6 separate regions of the Mus musculus genome follow, and all the other regions are linked to region 4. A link is a loop called in an ENCODE intact Hi-C map of the cell type or tissue named here. Cell type or tissue: left cerebral cortex. All regions are shown on one strand.

Region 1 (4,000 bases), 520 kb before region 4:
TACAGCACTCAATACCGCAGATAGGAGATAATGCCTCCAGCGTGTGGGGCTGGGGCCATATAAGCCTCACAGTCTAATTTTGGTAGCTTTGGGGGTAGAGGAGATGCAGGTGAGGCAGGACGTGGAAGGAGTGATGCGCGTGGGCTGTTGTGGCATACCCTCTCCCACAGTCTGGCCCTTCTGCCTATACAGACAGAAGAAAACGACGTTTTAAAATTTGATTCTGTGCCCCCATCCCTTTTGAAGCTGACAACCATAAAACTGAATATACCTTTCTGAATAGAATTCTAACACATAGAAAGTACCCCACTCTGCATGCTTTTTTACTTTTCAATGTACCCTTGGAGACTGAAATAATAATTTGATATTCTCTGTCTGCTGGTGCTAGATGGGCTTTTCCTTTAATGATGCAATGCTTCCAGTGGCCAGAAAGTCTCAGGACATTGACAGAAGAATCTGTTGGAGCTTTGCTCCTTCACATTGGTTTGCTGGTGAGCACCATCTCTGACTGTTTCCATTCAACAAGCTCTCTGACACTACAAGAAGCTCTCTCTTCATCTGGTAGAATAACAGTGAACTTGGGTCTGCTTCCTGCCCACCTTTCTTGCTATCTCTGGAACTGCCTTCAGATTTAGACAGTTTGAATATTACCAGCTCCTAGGAACCATTTGACAGGAATGCTAAGGTTCTCAGAAAAGAGTTAGTTGTCAAAGGCTTTCTCTAGTCACATGACTGGGTTGATAAGTTTAAATGTAGCCAAGTGTTTCTCAAGTGTATTTGGAATATTTTAGGATATTCAATCTCTCTCTGTCTCTCTGTCTCTCTCTCTCTCTCTGTCTCTGTCTCTCTCTCTGTCTCTGTCTCTCTGTCTCTGTCTCTCTGTCTCTCTGTCTCTCTGCCTCTCTCTGTCTCTCTCTCTTTCTCTGTCTCCCTGTCTTTGTCTCTCTCTTTCTCTCTCTCTGTCTCTCTGTGTGTGTGTGTGTGTGTGTGTGTGTGTGTATGTCCTCTTTTTCTCACAGTTTGAGAATTGGTCTTGGAAAAACTCTCTACAGATTTTTTTTGGTTTTGTTTTGTTTTCGTTGTTGTTGTTTTTGTTTGTTTGTTTGTTTGTTTGTTTTTTGATACAGGGTTTCTCTGTGTAGCCCTGGCTGGCCTGAAACTCACTCTCTAGACCAGGCTGGCCTCGAACTCAGAAATCCACCTGCCTCTGCCTCCCAAGATTCTACAGCTTACATTGCTAACTACAAAAATCAGCATAGAGAGTTTTTCCAAGACCAGTTCTGCAGTTATCTGTGATCAGCAGTATCGGGGATCACCTCGGATCCAGAGCATCTATCTAGTCAAGGCATGGGCAATTGGTTTACTTTGTATGCTGACTCCTCCTGCAGGGTTAGTCTGAAAGTAACTTCCGTCCTGCAAAGCCCCTGGGTAAGCTGGATGTGAATGGTGCATAAGAAACAAGCCTTGTGGAAGGAATCCCAGAAAAGTGGCGGAAGTTCTGATGGATTAGTTCACTGGATTCACTGACACATGATGCTTGCAAAGGAACTGGAGGCCAGATAAGTGTGGCAAGACTGACTTGAAGACAAGAAAACAGGTTATTTAAGGTTTGGGACCATGACTTGTTTGACAGTCTTCACAAATTACAACATCTCAGGCAGAGTTTTGTTCTATTTGAAAATCATTATGGACTACAAATGTGATCAGGAAGGTATGCTAACCCAGTATATCATTTATCCTTCTCATTCAGCTTCATAAAAGAAACTCCCAGGTTCTTGTAATGCCAGGACATGGGAAGGGGTAGGTTTGCTGCTGCTGGCTCTATGTAATCCATCACTTGAAGAAGCCTAAAATTCACCTCCTCAATGATGTCAACTATATTCAAAGGCAAGCACTACAATATTTAGGACATGGAAGACAGGCTGCGGCTTTTCTCTAGAAGGTGATGTGTTTTCTAAAGGTAGACTTTGACATTTTTCTGGCTCACTATTTTTTTTTCTTTTTCTTGTTAAAATTATTCTTTATGAGAAAAAATATATTCACACACATGCTACAAATAGAAGCCAACACACCAAAGTAAGTAACTATTGCTAAAAGCTGGCTAATTGAAATGTAATTCACTCATGCAAAACACACACACACAGAGAGAGGGAGAGAGAGAGAGAGAGAGAGAATATGAATTTTGGCCTTGCAGCCCTTTCTGAAGTCATATGAATGTCTCAGTGTTTGCACTTGAAAAACTGGAAGAAAAATCAATTGCATGAAAACACGAAATCGGTGAGTTTGTTTTCTTCTGTAGCTGTTTTCTGATGGGGAATGATCACATGTGTGGATGCTTACCTAACAAGGCCTTCCATGTGTGGGCAGAGCGTGGTATTTGGGAAAGATATTGGGAACTTAATTCTCTGAATGTTATAGCTGATGTAAATTGAGGCCATTCTATTTCAAGAGATTCTTGCTTTCAAAGTCACCCTGCATTTCTCAAGCTAATTTGGTCGGAAAAGAAACCGGTTAGGTGAAAACCCCAAATGTTTCCAAGCCTTAGGCTGCAGGTGTCTGAGATAAAAGTGAAAGTCCATATGTTAGGAGAAAAAAAGAAGGTGGGGAAGGGGAAGAGAAGGGATGAAAATAAAAGGGAATAAAGGGCAGGGGGCTGAAAGAAGGAAGACGGGGAGGGGGAGGACCGAAGAGAAGGAAGTTGTTCAGGGGCTCATTTACCCTCTGAATTGATGCACACGAAGCCCAGATCTTATCAGATAACACACACATTTAGAAACGAAATCTGCGCATGTCTGAGCTCCTGCAGCCCATTCTGCTTAGCTAAAGCAACATCTTTTTTTTTCCTCCAAAAAATCTGTTTCCTTCTTACATAGTCCAAATGTTAGAATGTGGTTTGAGTTCTTTTTTGAACATTAATTTAAACAGTATGGGAATAGATCAGCCCTTATAAGTCTAAATAAAACTTCCTTCGACATCCATAATATGCTGTTCTTACTTGGAGGCTAATGAAGTTGGAAAGAAGAAGTGGGAAAGAGTTAAATACAGAAAACAGTAAGCTTCGTGGAAGGTTTTTTTTTTCTTATAAAAATTTAATTGCTGTTCTCCTACCCAACCTATTTAAGCAGAAATTCACAACACAGCTTTAAACTGGTTTTCATTCCGGCTCCCCAAATGTTCGGATATGTTGACCTGAACAGAAAAACGCAAAAAACTCAGTGCCACTCACTGCAAAGCTGAGAGAATCAGTGTGGATGGGGAAGAGGAACAGACAGCCAGATTGTCTGGAATTAGAGACAAGCCATATTTGACATTCAGACGCTGTGCCTTTTGATGGCTTTCAATCACATTCAACTCCTACTGCCATAATAATAAGTAAATTGTGTCACACACAATCACAACACACATTTTCAAAAAGAGCATGAGGGAATGTGCTCAGCACTGTCAGTGTGGAGGCATTGTCGTCTCTGTGTACAGAGAGAATTTGTGTGGGCCCCTTAAGGTCAGCCTAAGAAATCACCTCAATTTTTGTAGCTTTGTGAGCTATAATTAGATCATTCTACCTGATTATAGAAGGATCAATCAAGCCTTTCTTGGCTCCATTGTAAGGTGGAAGTCTAGCACATAGCTAAACTACTGGACCTGCAGAGATCATAGGGTCCTAGACAATTCTGTAACATCCTGTCTCCACTGTTTTGGGGGACCCTGGGACCAGAACGATGGATTTCCTTTCCAAGTTCAGTGCTTTGTTTCAACTAGAAACAAAATGCCATCCTCTAAAACCATTCTTGGTATCAGAGTGGCTTCATTGTCATTGGGGGTATTAGCAATGTGTGTATGTGTTTCTTATAGGTAATCACTTTGCAAAGCAGCATTTCATTATTCTAATAGTTTCGTAAAATTCCTAATATCCGTGGACAAAAGCATCAAGTGTTTCCATGTAACAGGACATTGACTGTCAGCACAAGGCTCCTCCCCTGTCCCACTTCCTCCTGTTCTCTGT
Region 2 (4,000 bases), 130 kb before region 4:
GCTGGAGTGATGGCTCAGTGATTAAGAGCATTTCAGACCTAGATGTGGTTCCCAACACACACATCAGGCTGCTCACAACTACCTATAACTCTAGTTCAAGGGAATCTAATGCCTTCTTCCAGCCTCTATTGAGACTTCCATACATGCGGTATACATAAATACATATACTCAGGCACACATCACACACACACACACACACACATACACATACACACACACACTTAAGTTAATGTATATCATATAACTATATGCTTATATTTAAAAGAAAGAAAGAAGATGGTAATCCTCAAAAACAGACTAGAGTCACTAAATGTGACCCTGAAGAAAATGACAGTGTTCTTATGTCATTGATATTCCTGATGACACTAGACGATCAGCTGAAACAAGGGGGGAAAGCGGCAATGAAAGAGTTAAAGTGGCAGTTGATAGAACCGTTGAGCTGTGCTGAGATGCCACCTGAGTTGATTTTTGTCCTAACCTGAGCCTCCTTTTCTTGTGCAGATGTGGAAGGAGCAAGGAAAGTCGCAGAAGTGTTAAACATTTGTAGAGCAGAAGGAAAAAGAAGGTGAGCAATAAGAGCAGAAGAGAGAGAACAGAGGGCAGAAATCAGAACTAGAACCCCACCCCTAAGCAGGAGAACAGGGATCAGGGAGAATGAGCCTTAGGAGTAAGCTTGGAGAAGAGTGGCCTGCAGCGCACCACTGTGGGAAGTCCTAGACCAATGACGAGCTGCCAGGGACAAGTAAGCAAGCCATTTGGATTTTGGAGTGGGTGGCGATGAAAATGTCACTGTGGAGAAAAAGTAAAACATGCCTGGCAGGCCAAGTTCTTAGGAAGATGTCAAGGGCAACCCTGACGAAAGATCTGATGTGTCTGGAAGAGATCTGAGAGCAGTGGTCATGTGGAGAAGCTGGAATGACGCAGGAAAAGAGGAAGGAAGGGAATGCTGGTCTGAGAACAGCTCAGCAGAGCGAGGCAATTGCTTCTTCCCTCGCCCAGAAAGCAGAAGGAAACTGCCCTTCAGAAGCGAGGGCAGAGATTTCAGGCACAGCAGTGAAGTGGCATTAACTCAGGATACTAGGTTTTAGGATGTTTCCCTTCCAAGATGGATGTCAAGAGTCAATGCCAGGAAAGTGGTGGGCTGAGCTCCGTGGTCCTGGATGAAAGTTCAAGCGGAACCGTTGCTAGGGACTGCTTCTTCTCTAAACTTCGCCAAAGTGAGGAGTTTTGCTCGATATCCGTAGTATACAATGGCTGCATCTTCACACATCACCTTATCTAAACATCAAAAAAAAAAAAAAAATCAATGAGACTAGTTGCCTCATTGGACAGTCTTAAAGAAGAACTTGGGACTTTAAAAAGCGACAGCAGGGGTAGAGAGATGGCTGAGCAGGTAAGAGCACTTCCTGCTCTCATAAAGGACCAGAGTTCTGTTCTCTGCACTCACTTTGGGCAAATCACAGCTGCATATATATATATATATATATATATATATATATATATATCTCCAGCTCCAGCCCATCAGACACATCTCACCTTCACAGGCACCCGCATTCCTGTGTACAACATGCACACACCCCCAAAAAAGATATAATGAAATGAGCCTTTTAAGAGAAAAGCCACACCTAAATAAACAGCTAACTTACTCCCAGTTCTATGCTACTTAGTATTCAGTCACAGATAAATTCCTGAATGAGCTGATAGCAATATGATCTTTTTGTAAATCAAGTGATAGTCATAATTTACCAGAAGAATTCACCATTTCCTGTAATCCTACCACGAATCCTTCAGCAATTCAAAAATGGATTCTGCAACCACTGACCTCCTCCGTAGGTCTGGCCATCCCAATTTTCTTGAGGCATGAGTTCTTGTCATGGAAAGATACATTTATGCATGACTATAGGAGTTTCAGACCTTAAGTTGCCCCTCTGATTAAACAAAGGTGGAGGCACAGAGATGGCCAGTGACAATAGCAAGCTCTTCCCTGGGGGCACCGAGACACTACCCACTGGAGAACACTGCCATCCCTTCCTCATTAGCATGGGCATATTTCAAATGAGGATATGCTGTAAGGAGAGAACAATACATACGGGTTCGTTAGTCTTGCTCTTTTAAAGATAAATGCTGTACGTGGGATAAATGCTGTGAGCAAGAAATTATAAGCAGGTTCCCATATGCTAGATATCTATTTCCATATCTCCTATCATCATGGTTTCTGGGCACTTTGACAGAGGGATGAGGCTAATTCAGGCAATGAATTACACTCAGGGAAGTAGGTGAAAATTCTGTCTCTTTAACTCTTTATCACAAACAGCAAGGATTCATTGGAAAGTAAGGAGACTCGAAGATTTTTCTAGACTAGAAACCAAGGAGAAAGTGGAAAAGTTTCAATATTGTGGTACCAAGTAATATAATTAATGCATTACCCTTTGATCAAAGTATACATGAATCTACCTAAGTAGATAGCCGTCAGTGGAGAAGACATATGCTAATCACCACAACATTTTATACATAAAACTGCAAAAGCAAACCAGAAAGAAAAGTGTCCAAGTGTGGGAGATATTTTAAATAATTTATGGCGTATATTTCTGTGACTATGATGCATTGTTAAAATTATATTTGTCAAAATCGTGGAATTATTTGGGGAAATCCTTATGATCTCACAATTGTGTATGAACAGCCTGCTAGATGTTAAAAGGAAAAGCAGAGAAAAATGATTGGATGCTGAAACTGGGAGTCATTTCTTTTATTCATTTAACTTTTATATATTTGTCAAATTTCCCCCATGGAGAACATCTTATTTTTAAATTCAAATGATAATTTCATGATCTGGATTCCTTCAAAGCCCGAAACAATCACCCTTAAAAACTAGTCAGCATAGGTGTGCAATAAATATGTTATCATTGGCTAACCATGAAATATTTTTACTATCTGACATTGTTAACTTCATTTGTCAACTTGATACATCTGGGAAGAAGGAACCTCAATTGAGGAATTTCTTCCATAGGATTGGCCTGTGGCATGTCTGTGGGCCATTTTGTTAATTGACATAGAAAGACTCAGCCCACTATGGGCAGTGCCACCCTTAGGTGGGTGAGCTTGGTCTGTGTAAAAAATTTAGCTGAGCAAGCCAGGGTAGGAAACACTCCTGTGTTTTCTGCCTTGTGTTCCTTCCCTCAGAGATGGACTCTGAACTATAAGTCATGTAAACTCTTTCCTCCTCTCAAGGTGTTTTTAGTTAGTGTTTTATTGCAGCAACAGACAGAAAACCAGAATCCTAATCTTACTTACATTAAGATGTATTACAGTATGGAGAGCTGGGTCAATTCTGACAAGCACACACCAAAGACAAGACGTAGAGCACGTCCGCTAATTCCAAAAACTCTCTTGTGTTTCTCCCAGTAAGCACCTTCTACATCCCTAAAACAGACAGCTGCACACTGCTTTTCTATCATTACAGATTATTAGTATTTCCAGTTCTTGTATTAGATCTAAGTACAATTGTAGTTTATACTCTTTGGCATCTAGCCCCTTCCGTTCAGAAGGTTTTGGGTTCAGCAGAGTTGTTGCATGTGCCCATAACATGTTCTTTTTCTATTACTGCGTATTTGTATATATATACTATATTTATGCCTCTCCTCATATTTTGGGCATACATTTAAATATTTAAATGTTGATCAATCCAGTTCTTTCTACTTAAGGACACTATGAACAAAGATCTTTCAGTAGACTTACATTTTCATTTCTTTGGGGGTAAATCCTACCAGAAGAATTTCTGTGTTGTATGATAAGTTTATGTCTAACTTAGGGGGGGGGGAATAACCTATAAATATTTTCCAAAGTGATTTTAACCATAAAATATTCTGGAGAAAATCTTTCAACCTTAAAATAGACAAAAGAGCAAGAATGTAAGACAAACAAACCACAAGTATATTTTTACAGAAAGGAGATCATCAAAGTTAAATGTTCTATTATAGAGGTAAGGAAACGAAAAAGTAAA
Region 3 (4,000 bases), 350 kb before region 4:
GTACATTTCCTTTATGTTCTCCCTGCTTTTCCTTGTCTCACTAATCATATGCTTTATGTCTCCTTTGATAGATTTTCCTTATGCTTCAACTTCTCTCTCTCTGACCTTGGAAAGCTGCAGTGTCCCTCACTTTGGTCCTGGCACTCACGTGTTTCCTTAAGGTTTCATTTGGAGAGTCTGACAACAAGTTCTGGGCCATTCATGTTATCTATAACTAGATTCGTGACACCCACAGCACTTTGCAGCACTTCATTGACTGGAAAAGCTATCTTGACTTTTAGGTGGAAAATGGAGCCTTGGGCAAACTACTGCCCACTTACAAAAGCCTACCACTCTTCTGCAGTGGAGAGCAGTCAGCTCAGAACTCACAACTGCTCCTTACAGAGAGGAAGCATATATGAAGTCCTCGGCTACAAATTGGACATCAATATCACACTTCTCCAGCAAGGCTCAGGCACAGTTTTCAAAGAGAAATAAGAAATATCCTAAGAGCCAGGGTTTTTTTGGAGAAAACTAGATCAAAACAGTGTCTTCTGGACATGATAAGACCATTGTACTCATGAGCTCACAGAAGCTGTGGTCACCTCAGCAAGATCTGCACAAGATCAAGCTAGGCAGCATCCCAAGATAGGGGTAGGTCAGAGGATATGAGTCCCCAGCCTCTGCTGTGGAGATATTAACAGGTGATAGTTGCTAGGAGTCAAGAGTCAATTTTCTTCTAGGCTATAGATGCTGGTCAGTCAATACCACATTCCAGTGGGTGGTCCCATATCTGTGCAAATACAGGCAGCATGAACTGTATTCTGAGGCTTATGACAAATAATAACAGCAAAAAACAGAAGAATGAAGTTAGGGGGAGGAGAGTGGTCAGGGGTAGGGCTGATTAAAATATATTATGTGCATGCATAAATCTTTGAAAGAATTAATCAAAATACTATATTTAAATTTAAAATTAATTCTGCCCCTCCCAGCTCTCTCTACCCAAGTGTTTGCTAAGGTGCCACATCCTGTACATGGACTTGGTTTTTCTCCTTCTTTCTACCATGCATGTAATCAACAAGCAAATGTACACCATGTTTTCAAATATCTACAATCACATCTTAGTGCTTTTACTGTTACTAATCCAGTCCAGTTTTCTCTCACCTTGGTCATCTCCCAACTCACCTACATCTCTGTGTTTGTCTCATGTGCTATCTTCCCAGTTCAGCAATTAGAATGGCACAGAATGAGTCTAAACTGTCCACCTTCTTCTCTAAAGCCTCTGATGGAAGCATTTATTACTTAGGACTGAGCACATTTAGCTTATGGAGATCCTCCTCTATCTCTGTCTCATTTCCTGTCTTTCAGCCTCTCTCTGTCTCTGTCTCTGTCTCTGTCTCTCTTTCTCCCTCTCCCTCTCCCTCCCTCTCTCTCTCTCTCTCTCTCTCTCTCTGTCTCTCTGTCTTTCTACTCTCTGCTCTGATGTCTTCACTTCATAGCTGATAATGGTACCACTTTGGTTTCTAATTTTAACTGTCACCATTTGGTGAGAACCTTTTCTGCTTTGTAAGCCATTTATTATGCAATGCCTTCTTTGTAAACTAAAATACTCACAACAAAAACCTTTTTCAAATTCTTTTGATATATAATTACCAAGTACAGTTAATGAGATAATACAAACAAATTGTAGATAATTCTTTCCTCTTCCAAATATCTTGTGGAATCACCTTACTTGGCGTTATACTTTTCTTTCTTCGTGTCTCTTGGTGGCTGGTTGACTAGAGGAAGCAATATCCTTTGCGGTAACCCTGCAGATTATTTTCAAACACAGGCTTTTAAAAACAATTTTAATCTAATCAAAATGTAGTGATAGCCTGGAATTAAAATATGCAAGGAGAGGGTTTCCTAATGCTTTATTTCAGTGGGATGTGAAGTTAGAATTGTTAAGAAATGCAGAATGCTAATTAAGCAGAGTTTGCAAGCTGGGGATGAGAGGAAATAACCTGATGTGAACTCGACATCAACTTTCCTCATTAAAAGTTCACAGAAGCCAATGACCAGATGGCACAGGCTGTAAGGTCATGACCGTGAGGAGTCCTAAGGGGTTGCTCCCTTTAGTCATTCCATCAACCAGCAGGGGGAGACACAGAATGCTTCTTGCTACTCCAGAAACAACTCCCTGAACATGGGGACTTCATCAGGACTCTGTCCCTAACAGGTAGAACAAGTTGGTCCAGGCTGACTAAGCACTGCCCTCTAAATGCTTTTGGTTTCCTGGTTAGAGTTGAGTTTGCATTCAAGTGACTCCTTCGAAGGAAGAACTTGAGTGTATTTGATGGTTTACTTATACTAAATTATAGCATATATAGGTTCATACAAATTTACGTATCACATTCACATAAATACACTTAGTCTATGGTTGTAAAATATTTGTGGCTATGATTGGAATCCATCCAATTAAAAATTTGATTTTTTTCTATCTACTAATATTCACATGTAATTAGTCATAGCCCAAGAGTCAACTCTGTGGGAGATGACAAACAGAAATTTTTATAGGCCTGGAAGCAAAGTGTATTGAATATTTTAAATGTCTATGGTAATAAGGTAACCAGAGGATCTAAGCTTTGTGTTCAATCCCTCAAGAACCAGATAACTTTGCTTTCGTTTACTCAGCCATTCAATTTTGCACTTGCCCAAGATCTCTACCCCATGGCAGCTCCTCAACTAAGTAATAGAAACAATGGAATATCATGATATCTTGTATGTTGGCAAATGGATATTTAACAATGAGGCAGTCTCCTCCAAAAAGCACAACAAATATGAATGAGGTGATAATGTCCCTCAGATGGAGGAATAATTAACTTTGTCTGAAGTAGGCTTGTAGAGAGGGATAATGCCCAAGTGTGGCTTTAAGGACTAACCAAAAAGACTGAGAGACAAGATTGTAAAACAGATCATGAGAACAATATAACTGAGTGAGTCTCCTACATTTGAATTTCAAAAAGGAATCACATATGAGAGAGGCAAGGGGTGTGTGGATTGGGCATAGTAGAGACTAGCAGCCCAAGAATGGAGCAGACTCAGAATAAATCAAGAAAACTTGGCTCTAGTCAAGCAAGCAGCTGTTCAAAGTCAGATCGTTTTTCAGACTCCTCAGTGGGCACACCTGCTGAGAGATGCATCCTAAAGAAAACTGAAGGACCATGGGAACAAATCTAAACCCTAAACATCACAATGGGCATAACATATGGCCTCTTCCTTCAGGAAGGTTACCTCCAACATACTCACAGAAGAGGTTGAGCTGTGAAGTACTAGGTGGCATGGATTCTCAAAAAGTAAATGGTGCATTTAAGGACAATTTCAACTTTAAATTTATTTTTCCTACTCAACAATAATATTTCCTTCCCCAGGCTTTAATTCTAAATATTAAATATTGCACCATGGAAAGCCCTCCAAAAGACTTTCTTGACAAGCAATCTCTGAGACTTTCACATAGCTACAAAGGCAAAATAACTCCAAACAAATCCCTGGTTTCCTTTCCTCATTTGATTTCCTTGAGTAATGATTTTATTTAATGTTACAAACATTTCAGTAAGTCTTTGAGAATTCCATACAATATATTTTGATCATATCCATGACCTACTCTTCCACCAACTCATTCCAAATTGACCCACCTCACTATCTCACCTCCAACTGTGTGTGCATGTGCGTGTGCGTGTGAGTGTGTGTGTGTGTGTGTGTGTGTGTGTGTGTGTGTGTGTGTGTTTGCTTAAATAGCCCTTCAAGTCCAATTTGTATCCCTCATATATTCCTAGTTGTGGGGTCATTCACTGGAGCATGGTTGACCTGCTAGGGACTATCATCCTTAATGAAAACTGAATTTCTCTTCCCAAGACACAATCAACTGTTCATAGCTCTTCAGTTATGGATAGACTATACTGGAGGTTGACAGGATTGATCTTACATAGATCTTGTACAGGCAATTACAAGTTGTGACTTCATAAATGCAGTGGTCTTTTCA
Region 4 (4,000 bases):
GAGGAAATGTTAATGCATTTTTGGGCTTCTGTTGTGCTCCAATTTTATATGTTCACAATAATAATCAGTAAAGGCTAAGCTTGCAGAGCCTCCATTCTCACCTGCCCTGCTCAGTGGGGACACTGGCACCTAGTTAGACAAGTCCCTACTTTGGCAAATCAAGGCAAGAAAATTTGAAGTCACCCAGGACTTGAAGGGAAAAACCTGAGCCAGGAAGAGAAACTCATGTTTTATGTTGTTTTGCTCTTTGTAATCACCCATAGCTTCTTGCTTTGCTTTCCAGGGGGCTCGTTGGCTTGGGGGTGGGGGGGCGAGGAGGAAGAAGAAGGGGAGGAGGAGCAGAAGGGGGAGGAGGTAGTTCCCCAAATGAAAATTAGTTCATATTTGTTTATGTCCTTATGCCTTTGGCATGGTATTTTGAATTATAAAAAAAAAGTTGAAAAAATTGGAGAATTCTAGGGAAATCAAGGATGGACGAGGGGGCTCTCAGAAAGCTGCCTGAACTATGTCATTTTGCTTCATTTAGAATGACCTCACCAAAAAAACAAAAACAAAAACAAAAAAAAACCAAACCAAACCAAAAAACAAAACACAAACAAAAACTCCCACTGCACCGTCGACGTGTTTGCTACCAAGGCTCAAATCGCTAGTCACCCACCGTGTCAGGCTTGATTCATAGGCAACCGACAGAAGAGGACCTGACAGAGCTTTTAGGAAAAACTGAATTCTCAGCCCACAGTCACTTTCCAGGAACTTGCCTGCAAACAGCTCTGCGCTGGAGGGATGGAACTCCCAGCAATCTCAATCCTGCCACCCTGACTGCCTTCGCTCCACATACAATTATTTATGGGGACTTAATGAGAGAGCAAGCCTTATGTGAAAGAACGCAAGAAAGTGCAGCTGCTAAAAACAGACCCAGGCAGTTCTACAGTCCTTATTTTTACAACTGAGCTTCTGCAATTCCTGCCACGAACCTAACAGCTCCACTCCTTGCCAAACACACAAAGAGAAAAGTAAAAACTGTTTTCGTTCTGCAACCCCCTTAACTTCGAGTAAACAGTAGTAATTTTCTATCGTCACGTTCAATGCAAATTTCCCAAAGGCGACACAACAGGAAACAAAAGACCTGTTAGTTGATAGCTTCCTTAGAGCTGGGGGTTGTGTGGGGAAGGAGTAGCAGGGGAGTGGGTTAAAGTTGATAGAGTCCAATTTCTCCCTAGCTTGGGGGTCCAAGCCTTCAGCTACTTTGACCTTTCAGAGTTCTTTGGAGCTTCACCAGTTGAAAAGGTCCCTGGGCCCAGCCTCCCCTCCTACGAAATCCGCATTTCTTGACCTCTTTGCCCCTGCTTTTGGGTGGGTCAGGGTGGGAGAAGAGACTTGGACAGTGGCTTAAGCATCTCCTTCTGGTTGGGTGCGTCGACCTACAGCTGCCGACAGGAAAATGATACTGATGCAAATAGCTGGGGTTGAGAAGGGGGTCTGCAAGAGGCCCCCTCCTCCTCCATCCACTATGTGTTCCTCAATAGGGGTGCCCAAGAGAAGAGGATAGCAAGAAGAGCCCATCAGTTTGAAGGGAAGGAGGTCCCCTCTAGGAAAGATCTTCTCCATCAAACATTGAAGAGAGGGGAAAACTTGGCCCGCATGCCCCTACTGGGGAGCGACACACCCCACACAAGCTGGCTTGCGGGGCGCGGGGGTTGTGCTCAGGCCTCTCACCTGACTTCCTCCTCCGCTGGCACACACACACACCAATGCCCCGCGCTCTGCACCCCCAAAGCCCAGGCAAACAACGACAAGAGGAAGCGGCGGGCGGCGAGGGTGCGCGGCGGGGGCGGTGCAGGTGAGGGCCGGGGCGGTGGGGCTCCGGGGCTCGCCCACACTTACCCTGGCGGCCGCGGGGTCGCTCTCCCGCAGCGACCCTGCACCCGGGCGGCGCTCAGGGATGTGGCGGCTGCGGTGGCTCGGGCTCGGCTCAGCTCGGGCTCCACTGCGCGCTCTCGGAGCCACCGGCCGCCCAGGATCCTGCCGCCAGGGGGAGAAGCGGCCGCGGGCGCGGGGGAGGCAGGCCGGGCCCGGTCGCTCCCGCTGTGGGGTCCGCAAGCCCCCCACGCGGGCGAGAGGCGAGAGCGCGGCGCCCCAGGCACGCACGGCCCCCGGCCAGCGTCGGGGGGCTCTCGTGGGGGCGCCCCGATCGCCCGCGCCGCGCTCTACACTGCGGGCTCCGAGCGGCTCCCGCGCCCCCTCCCGCGCCCCGCCCCGCCCCCGCCCCTTCCCTTCCCCCTCGGCCCCGCGCGCTCCCCGCTCGCTGCTCGCCGCGCTCTGCCCCCTTTAAACGCCCACTTCGGATGGGGAGAGGAGACAACTTGAAGTCAAGTTGCCATTAACTTCCGCGGCGGCCGCCAGCTCGGCGGCGGGGAGGTGGCAGCAGCTGCAGCCGCCGCCCGGGAAGTCCGCCGCCCGGCGCGCCCGCGCGGGGAGCCGACCCGGCCTCGGCCCGCACCGCTGGCCCGCGCTGTCCCGGTTCCACGCCTGAGTGAGTCCCGCTTCTTTGCTCCCTGCCAGTGCTGCTCCCGCTCTGGGTCTCTTGCCCGGCTCGCCTCCGTTTTCTGCGGATGCGGAACCGATCCAAACTTCTCAGTGGCCCCGGCTGGGGCGACTCTGCGCCCCTCGCGTGCCGGGGTCTTGCTGGCCCTTCTCTCGAGCGCGCTCAGACATTCGGGAGGACTGGGCTGGTGAAGTGAGGGTCATGGCCGGGATGCGGACTTACTTGGCGTCTTTGCCTCTCCCGCACACCTGCCCGGCAGGAGTCCCTCGTTAGACACTTTAGTCCAGGTCGTGGGCATGGCCCGCTTTAGAGGACGAAGGCGGCGTGGGGGGAAGCCCTCGGCGGGCGAGTGGGGAAAAGGGAGCCGCTCAGTGAGCCCCGGTGCGGGGAAGGAGGCGAGGTGCGGGGTGGAGTTGGAAAGGTCGCGCGCCAGATCTGGAGTTCACTTAGCATCCTCTCCCATCTCATCTCCCCCTGTTCTTTCCCGGCCAGCCCTACTTTGCTGGTGGCGAGCGGAGGTGGAGAGGGGCCTGGGAAGTTTGTGGCAACTTCTCTATCCCGAGAGCCACTCGGGCGCTGGGCGCTCAAGTTGGAGCCCAGAGTTTGAGAGCCGAAGAACAGCGCTCGTGCAGCCCACGCCGGCGATCGCGGGTCGGTCCTGGAGGGTGATTCGGGTTTGGGCTTGGGCGGGAAGCCGAGGGAGGTACATGGTGTCTTAGCTGGGACTGTGGCCCCACAGGTGCAGCCCAGGGGGCAACTCCTCATTTCCCTGCGACAGTACACACCCGAGAGCGGCGGCCTTCTACAGTGTTCCTCCATTGCAGAGCTCCCAGGGTGGCCGAACTGGGGTTGGGCAGCTCGAATGCAAGGGACTGAGGGGGCAAGCGGCAGGTCCAGATGGTGACACGTGCGTGTGCTTGGCCCAGCAAAAGGCGCTAAACAGGTCCCTTCTGGGATGATCCCAGAAGACCAAGAGGACAGCAGCTTAGAGCTCAGGGTAGAGGTTTTGACCCTGGCCTCCACCAGGGCCAGGTTTTACTTAACAAGATGTCAACCACAGGCTCATCTCTTAAAATGTCCGGTTGACAACTTTGACCTCTGCACCCTTTCTGGGAGAACTTTCTCTGAGGCATGTAGGATTCCCAGGGTTAAGACGTGGATTTCACTTGTCCATAGGGACCGGAAGACACCCAATTCCCTGGAGAGAACCTTTTCTGCTCCCGATTGATTGGCTGGGGTTCCATGTTTGTATCCTTGGAGGCCAGAGAACCCAACTTTCCCAAGACAGAAGAGGGGAATGAGCAAGAGTCTGGTCTCTTTCTGCCAGAAGTCAGGTTCTGTCCTTAAGCAGTACCTGGATTTTTTACAGTGTTTGTGCCTGGTGACAGAAGCTCAGCCTTCCAAAAACTTTACTTAATTTTACACCTTGTCCAGAGTGGATTTTCTGAAAGAGTG
Region 5 (4,000 bases), 330 kb before region 4:
TACTTGACTGTTTTCCTACACAAGTCTGTAAACTGATGATATGAAATTGTTTTCACTCCCTGAGTGTAGCTTAGAATCTCACATGTAGTTGAACCCTCAAAAACAGTTGCAGGGACAAATTATGACTGAAGAAAGCATGTAACAATGGTTAACAGAAAGAGATGCAAACAGCTGTCAGAGTACAATTGAGTGCCACTTCCTCTCCGTGTGAGTGTGTGTGTGTATTGGGGGAGGGGGGTTTTGCGGGGTGCATGTGTGTGTGTGCTTAGGGAAGTTCTCAAAATATTTTTCATTTCGTTCCTTTAAAAACAATTACTGGCAGTAATACACTTAGTATCATCCTTCTAGTCCAAGTGGTCTGAGGACATCTCCAAAACAGGGCACAGAAAGGAGGAGTGACGTGAACATAAAGCCAACCACATTCCTTACACATCATGCATTGCTCCTCATGATGAAACCATCACCACAGAAATGTGGCAACCACTGGAGCTTTTTGAGAATACAGGATCTGGGGCCCACCTACATGCTGCAGAGACAGACTGTGCATGAGAGTGCAATTCTTGGCTGCTTCACCCGTGCTCAGTTCTGAGGAATACCTGCCCACTTCAGTATCTGAACAGTCATTCAGTATGATATCACAAACGTGAGGTCAGACAATGCTGTGGTCTCATGTCCAGTGACTACGCAAGTGACGGCTACATTAACCAAAATACAGAAGAGCAAGGAGAAACTGGTTTGAAGTGGCTGGTGGGAGGAACGCACAGATGCCCCTGGGTTAGGAAAAGGGGAACTGGGTTGCTCATCCTTTGAAACCAACCAAACTACAAACTATTAAATATAAGTCTCTTCTAATACCAGAAGTCCACAAGTACAGACCTCACTAATGTGGGATGGGGGTAGCGTTGGGCAAAGACAGTCATTTGAGATTGAATGCATGTAAAAGGAGGTAACTCTTCAAGTCAAAATATTTAAAGCCATTGCTCCACCCTCCCAGCTCTCCCTCTGATAATGTACCATTTCTCTCCAAAATTCTTTGAACCAACTCGCCCATTTTTTTCCATGCTTACTCCTTGAACATTAAATGCCAAGAAACACATCCCCCTCAAATCCTCTAAATCCCATTTTGGGTATCCACTCTGCGTAAAATGCCTGCTTAAAAAGCTTTTTAGCACATTGTTTTCAGATGCCACCTCCAATGTATTTCCCTCATTTTTATAGTCACCAAAACCTACCGCTCCTATGATAACCCTTAGGAAACTGGAAATGAAGTCTGTTTTTATAACATTTTAAAAGCCTAGCCTTCGTTCTATGTTTTTGTTACTCTTCTTTTTTTTTAATGATTATGTTAGTTGTCTGAAAATTGCCAGAGGCATTAGTTTTTCTTAAAGAAAATGGCCTGAAATCATTTATATGGGCTGTGTAAAAAGATACATAACGATAGGAGCTTGGACAACGTAATATAGTGGGGATAAGGAGACAAACAAATCCAACTTGGTACGGTGTTCCCTCTATTGTCAGATCCCCCGAGAACCCACCCTGTCACTTTACAGGGAAACAGGTTACTATGAACACATGTCACAGCGGAGAACTGAATGCTTCTGTCAGCAAGAGATCTGACCAAGCTGCAGTGAAAGCCACTATGAGCAAGGCCAGAGCATGGTGTCTTGATCATTCACATCCCTTGTCATGGTGACTCTTCTGAATATGGCTCAGTGGGTAAAGGTACATTCTGCCAAGCCTGAGGCACTGAGTTCTCCCTCCAGGAACTATCAAATGGAAGGAAAGGGCAGATGCCTCCAGTAAATTGCACACACACACACACACACACACACACACACACACACACACACACACACACATCTCCACATGAATGTCCACATGCCTATATATACACACATCTCAGAATAAACAAATGCATTGGTTTTCTTTCAAAGCGTGATGCATATGGCCTGTCAACAGCACTTGGGATGTTGATTACATGTTACAAACTGCATTTCTCCCCTACTCTTCCCAAAGCCCTATCGGCTTCTTCTAACGGGGCTCCTATGCCAGTCTTCTGCCCCTGACCCCTCACCTCACTCCCAACCCCCTCTTAAAACAGAGCAGAATTAACAGAGATTCATGGGAGGCAGGGTGAAATAAATATCAAGCCTGTCAATGTGTGTGTGTGTGTGTGTGTGTGTGTGTGTGTGTGTGTGTGTGTGTGTGTGTGTGTTTTCATAAAGCAAGAAGGAAAGCCAGCACTCGGTACCTAAAAGGATGGCTGACATTTCTAAAGTTTTCAAATAAAACAGGGCACTTTAGGGATCGTTTTTAACATTGAGCTAAGTCTGAGTCTACCCTGATCTTCGATCTCCGGGTACATCCACATTCAAGATGTGAGTCCAAGTCACTGGATGGCCAGGCCTACCCCTTCCTGTTATCCCCTGTAACTAGGAACTGCATAAGAGAATTGTGAATTCAAAGACTACAGAGGAGAGTTTGAGGCTGGGCAAAAAAAAAGAACTGTCTCCATTTTTGTTAAAGGTCAAAGAAAAAAAAAAAAAAACCAACCCCAAAAACAAAAACAAAACAAAAAAAACCAAAACCAATATTTTAAAGTTTTAACTGCCACAAAGAAGGTAGCATCTGAGACCTGCCTGGCTGTCAGTGCCCAGTGCACTCTCCAGGGACTTCACTCTACTTGAAAGCAGCTCAGCTTTGGTTTGCTCTGCACAGTGTCCTAGCTAACCTCGCCCGTCACTTCCTCCAGCTCTGGGAGATCCACACTTCAGAGAACACAGCTCTTTGCTGGACAAGTAGAAATGGAAAGCAGAGGCAACAGTCGTTGGTTTCCTTCCATAAAGACCTCAAGGGAGTGTTTCAAAACTAAGGAGAAGCTCACAGGGCCCACTGGAACAGACGGCTCTTTCTTTAGAGATTCTCTCTCCTCTAAACCTCACTTGAGCCTGCCATTGGCCTGTCCATAATGACCTCTCAAGGACTGCTCTGAGTCTACCCTGATCTTCTATCTCCGGGTACATCCACATTCAAGATGTGAGACCAAGTCACTGGATGGCCAGGTCTACCACTTCCTGTTATCCCCTGTAACTAGGAACTGCATAAGAGAATTGTGAATTCAAAGACTACAGAGGGAGTTTGAGGCTGGGCAACTTAGCAAAAGATCCTACCTCAAACTTTTTTTAAAAAAAGGTCTGGGTATGAGACACAGTGGTAGAGCACAGGAGCAGCCTGCAAGAGACTGTACATCCAGTCCCCCAAATGGCCCCGAAATTCTGTGTCCTGATGGTGCCTAGGTTTCTTTATGCCAAGGCTATGAGATGATCTGAATGGTGTTGAGCCCACTAGCTGTGCACACAGTTTTAGACATCGAAAGGCATATACTCTACGATGATGTTCACACTGCCACAGATGCAGTCCCAACTGTGTTGTCCGTCCTGCATTGTTAATAATAATGGCTATCATTACTGCTGATTGTAACAGTAACTCTGAACAAAGCAAGATTCTTGCTAATGATGATTATGAGAATACTAAGAATTCTAAACTAAAATAACAACATAATTTCAGGTTTTAATCCTAACAGGCTGGAAATTAAATGTGGGCCCAGAAGTCAAGGAAACTGATGCCTAGTCTACATAATAGCCTCCAAACCATTATTTCTCTCTCGTGTTAAAAATTAAGTTGAGAGCATATTCAAGATTGCATTGTGACTGGAATTTGCGGACAGTGAAAGTTTTATTTATTTTTCATTAGAAGCAATTTGAAGAATATTCAATCCATTGAAATGCTAATAAAAATACCCTGCACTTTCTTATGGTGGCATGGAAAATAGTAATTCATGTCCTTCAATCAAGGAAGGACAGTGAAGAGACCATAGATATTTCTCCTTTGTGTTTAAGTGAGTCCTATGATCTGTGTATGCCTCTCCAAAAAAAGTAAATAATAACAAATAAAATTAGCCAGCATAATCTTCTCCTTAAAAAAAAAAAGATAAATAATA
Region 6 (4,000 bases), 630 kb before region 4:
GCTTCTGTGATCCTTTAAGAGAAAGAAAATGAAGAGCCAGATGGATTTTTGTTGGTTATTATTCTTGTGCAAATGAATTAGATTGCTAATCTCTTGGGGGGGGGGGAGTCAGGGAGAGAGACAGAGACAGAGGGATAGCGACTGAGACTTAGGTAGAGGCAGAGACAGATAAGAAGGGCAAAGTAGAGAGAGACACTGGGTTTGAGGATGGGTTTCCTGCAGAAGTCAGATGATACTAATTAATTTTTTTTAAATGTCCACAAGCTGCTGAGAAGCATGTGCTACGGGGAAACTGCTATAGCCATGCGCCATTCAAACCTGGGTTGTTCTATTGAACAAACAGGCAGAACAAAAGGGAAAGGAATCAGGGGATTGGGCATGGACTCTTTGGGGAGCTTTCGGCCAGGCACCTATTACCTGACAAAGAAACCACATGGAGGACACCTCCCAAGAAACAGTGAAGAAAAGGGAGGGGGAGCTGCTGAAAGCAATGACAGGAAGCCTTAGTTGTTTTGAAGTCCGCTACTTGGAGAAAAGCAAGCCATTCTTTTTAATATTGAAGTTTGGGCTAACTTAAACTGAAGTAGCCCTATTCTCTACTGACCTAGCTGTGCTTCTGACATGACTCATATTGCAAGTGAATGTGAGAGCATCAGAAAGCTTTGTTTGCCCTCAAGAGAAAAAGTAGTATATGAGCAATTACACCTGCATTTGTCTGCGAAATGGGTCAGTAGGTCAGTGTGTCTGCTGCTAAGACTGAGGGTCTGGATTCTGTCCCCGGGATGCATAGAGCAGAGGGAGAAGAATTGACTCCTAAAGCGGTCCTCTGACTTTAACATACATATCCTGGCACAGATGTGCATGCGCATGTTTTACATACGTTACATGTTCATAGGTACAATTAAAAAATAATAATTACTAAAGCTCTGTAGTCTTGATTCCTGGCAACTGACAATGTTGTCCAGGATTGGCAAGACTGCTTCCATTTCTACCCTGAATATTGTTTACCATGTAAAACTTCCAAACAAACTGTGAGGTAAATAAGAATTGTGGCCTGGAAATGCCTTGACAAATACAAAAGCTTTCATTCCTTAAATGGGATCCCTAGAACAGCATTGAGAGAGAATGTTTCTATACCTAGAATTGTATTACACACACACACACACACACACACACACACACACACACTCACACACACACACACACACACACACACACACACACACACATTGCATTCATCTTGTTGCACGGACAGCTACAATTTTTCCTTGATATTTAAAGTCTCATGTATGCAAGAGCAGATTCCTGTCAATGTCGCAGTAGCTTACTTCTCCATTGAATATGATCTTAAAGAGGGGAAAGTCTGTTTAAAGGGGCATCTTCTGGCAGTCGCCACTCTAAGCATGGTTCAACACCGTGAGGACCTGTGCGGGGGCTTTGACAGATGCTACATTAGACCAAGTGTTGTCCCATCAGGAAGTCAGATCGAATAAGTCTATTTGAGAATGGATGAAAGGGGCATGGGAGGCCCATCTGCGAGTAACTGGTCGTGTTGTAGGCTCTTACCCTCAAAGATGAAAATGCCTAAACGAATGAGCACAGTCTAGACTTAATTCTACACCAGAAATGCTCCCTCAGGAGATTATGAATGCTTTGACTTATGGAGTCTAAATACACTTCTGAACCCTATAATGAGAGCCAGACAGCCTTTCCCCCAAATACTCATTAACAACTTCAATTTTTTTTCCCTAAAATACGGACACTACGCTGTTCCAAAGGAAGATTTTTCTCTGCATAAGAGCAATGATGAGCACAGAACAGCTGGGTTCCGCTGTCTCCTCAATCTACAAAGCTTACACCATGCTAAAAATAGGACCAGTGACTGGAACCTGAAGGAAGGGTCTCCAAACCAGGTGCCAGTAGGTATACAGCAGGTTGCACAAAAGTCTAAGCATCAGGAGAGACTTTTCACCGCTCTCGATTTCCTGAACAGCAGTCCTGAAGCCTGGCCACAAGAGGGAACCATTGTTCAAATGTTGGAATCATTTTTTTTTCTTCCCCCTCCCCTCCCCGAGGAACTCAGCCAGCTCAAATCCCTCTTTAATGTAAGAACCTGATCAAAAGGCTTGAACAAAAAAGTAGAGACAGATGTGATCACGGACACAGTTCTATTTTGGATGGCTGAATGATCAGCTTTTAAATACCTGAGTAACCAAAGGTCTGTCATCCAGTAACAGAAACCAGAGAGGCAAGGCCTTGTACTGACAATAGAACGTCGGGCCTTTATTTTATTTCTTTCATTGGTTCTACTTTGTCTGAGCTGAGGAAAACTTTTAAAACCAAACAGCAAATATTAGAATGTAAGGAAACAAACAGAAATGCAGACTTTTAAGCTCAAGATTGTCTCCCGTCTGTAGCAAGTGATAATGCTGATCAGAAACGGGAGAAGGGCGCATGTGTCCTAAGGAGTTCTTGCTTGCAGCCCCGTGAAACAGCGCGACTGGCAAAATGCAGACTAATACGATAGAAGGCATACAGGATGGCTTCCTGGAGGTCGTGTGCCACCAGGCTGGCACAAATCCAGTTTCCCAACCAGAAGAAGGGCAGAATAAACTGGAACGTGCTTGATGCCAGTCGGGCTTTCATAGGAAAACAGATGACGGCTAAGATTATTAATCTTGACAGTTTCCTGATTTATTGGGATGTTGTCATCTTCTCCTTTTGTATAATTTGCCAAATGATCATAGTATTAGACTTAAGGAGGCAGCACCCAGGGCCCCCTTCTTTGGCATTTGCTTCAACAGTAAAACATGAAGGCTTGTTTTGAGGCAAAGGTGGACAAATTGAATTTTCACAGATGTATTATCATTTGAGAAATACCAAGTCATGTTTTATTGTGACTTTTGATGTAAAGATAGCTTTATATGTATTAATTATAGAAAACTGCTCCATTTATTTAATAAATATCAGGCCAAAGGTAAGAAATTTAAAATCGAGGTCTCTAGCAATCAAAAGCAAATGTTACTGCTTAGACTAGGATACTGATAAACAAAGAAAATAATCAGAAAATAGCAGCTAGGTTTAAAAGCCATTCCTCTGCACAGTGATTTCCCAACAAAACAACAACCTGCATGGGAATTCTTTCTTTGAATTGCTCATGTAAAATCACAGAAATAATTTTGAGCTACTTCACCATAGATTCAAAATAAGGAATCATTTGACACATTTTATAAGTGGTTGCCTTCACCAAAGTATTTTTTTATATTCTATTTTTTGTAATCCCTTGCATTTAAAATAGCAACAACAGAAATTAATCTTCAGTTTTTAAAAAGGAATTACAATTAAAGATATTTCCAACTAAAAAGAGACGTTATCCCCAAAACAGGTTTAGCAAACTATAAAATCTCTAAACTTAAAATGCTATAATTGAACCCCCTCCTCTTTTATTAAGAAAAGCCATGTCTGCACCTATGCTTTGAGACATATTATGCAATAAACAGCAATCAGCCTAAAGATGCCATATCAAACAAACCAAGTTTTGTTTTGCTAAACTAAGCAAAATTAGTTGAATGCCCTAAGTAATAGTTGCTGGTATTTTTTTTTCTAAATTATTTCTCCACTTGTTTTTGTGTCTATGCATAAATTAAAAATCTGCTGAAATTTATTATTCATCGGAGATGTAATTAATATGCAAAATTATGCAAATTAAGATGCAATTAGGCTTCAATTCTCTAGTGGAATTTTCCATTATAATTTAATACAAAGTAATAGAGTAATTGGTGTCACGTGTAATTACGGTTACTCACGTGTACTTGCAGACGTGCAAATGATGTGGTATATGTTAGTTACCCTATGCAAATGGATCACACAATCTCTTAATACTTGGGAATGAAGTAAACAAAGATGGTCTTCAAAAAAAAAAAGGGTGAGAGGGACCCCTCTTTATTCTCATGTGCTTACATGAGAACTGTGTGAAAATTGTATCTAATTTCCCTGCCTT

Evidence for each region. Hi-C counts contacts between places; a loop is a spot of excess contacts. Peaks named below come from ENCODE experiments on the same cell type or tissue, not always from the same donor. Only the 100,000 strongest peaks of a DNase experiment are listed, where the experiment ranks them.
Region 1: a loop joins it to region 4, with 6 times the contacts of the local background. A loop is called at or near these places in 2 of 42 quality-filtered maps.
Region 2: it touches region 4 in a loop (2.6-fold over the local background); 4 of 42 quality-filtered maps call a loop at or near these places.
Region 3: it touches region 4 in a loop (2.0-fold over the local background); 3 of 42 quality-filtered maps call a loop at or near these places.
Region 5: a loop joins it to region 4, with 1.9 times the contacts of the local background. A loop is called at or near these places in 8 of 42 quality-filtered maps.
Region 6: it touches region 4 in a loop (7-fold over the local background); 10 of 42 quality-filtered maps call a loop at or near these places.

What each region holds. Positions count from the first base shown.
Region 1 is chr17:52,347,449-52,351,448 of GRCm38, reverse strand. No RefSeq gene overlaps it. Among named protein-coding and RNA genes, the nearest start is that of Gm41600, 45 kb to the right of the region's middle. In left cerebral cortex, no CTCF peak of the experiment used is centred here; DNase peaks (open chromatin) are centred at 1,850, 2,467, 2,759, 3,223 and 2 more places; H3K27ac peaks cover 2,712 bases.
Region 2 is chr17:51,959,748-51,963,747 of GRCm38, reverse strand. It overlaps Gm20098 (predicted gene, 20098), which reads right to left. Exons shown (of 3, transcript NR_045095.1): 3 at 1-1,278. Among named protein-coding and RNA genes, the nearest start is that of Gm20098, 79 kb to the right of the region's middle. In left cerebral cortex, no CTCF peak of the experiment used is centred here; DNase peaks (open chromatin) are centred at 803 and 2,190; H3K27ac peaks cover 306 bases.
Region 3 is chr17:52,181,050-52,185,049 of GRCm38, reverse strand. No RefSeq gene overlaps it. Among named protein-coding and RNA genes, the nearest start is that of Gm19585, 34 kb to the right of the region's middle. In left cerebral cortex, a CTCF peak has its summit at 2,102 (motif pointing right); a DNase peak (open chromatin) is centred at 2,117.
Region 4 is chr17:51,831,003-51,835,002 of GRCm38, reverse strand. Satb1 (special AT-rich sequence binding protein 1) reads left to right here and starts at 2,356. Exons shown (of 11, transcript NM_009122.2): 1 at 2,356-2,533. In left cerebral cortex, CTCF peaks have their summits at 1,821 and 2,023; DNase peaks (open chromatin) are centred at 836, 1,732 and 1,958; H3K4me3 peaks cover 3,385 bases; H3K27ac peaks cover 2,375 bases.
Region 5 is chr17:52,164,979-52,168,978 of GRCm38, reverse strand. No RefSeq gene overlaps it. Among named protein-coding and RNA genes, the nearest start is that of Gm19585, 18 kb to the right of the region's middle. In left cerebral cortex, no CTCF peak of the experiment used is centred here; DNase peaks (open chromatin) are centred at 554, 1,092 and 1,596.
Region 6 is chr17:52,459,991-52,463,990 of GRCm38, reverse strand. No RefSeq gene overlaps it. Among named protein-coding and RNA genes, the nearest start is that of Gm27217, 140 kb to the left of the region's middle. In left cerebral cortex, a CTCF peak has its summit at 2,010 (motif pointing right); DNase peaks (open chromatin) are centred at 1,565, 2,047 and 2,445; H3K4me3 peaks cover 293 bases; H3K27ac peaks cover 967 bases.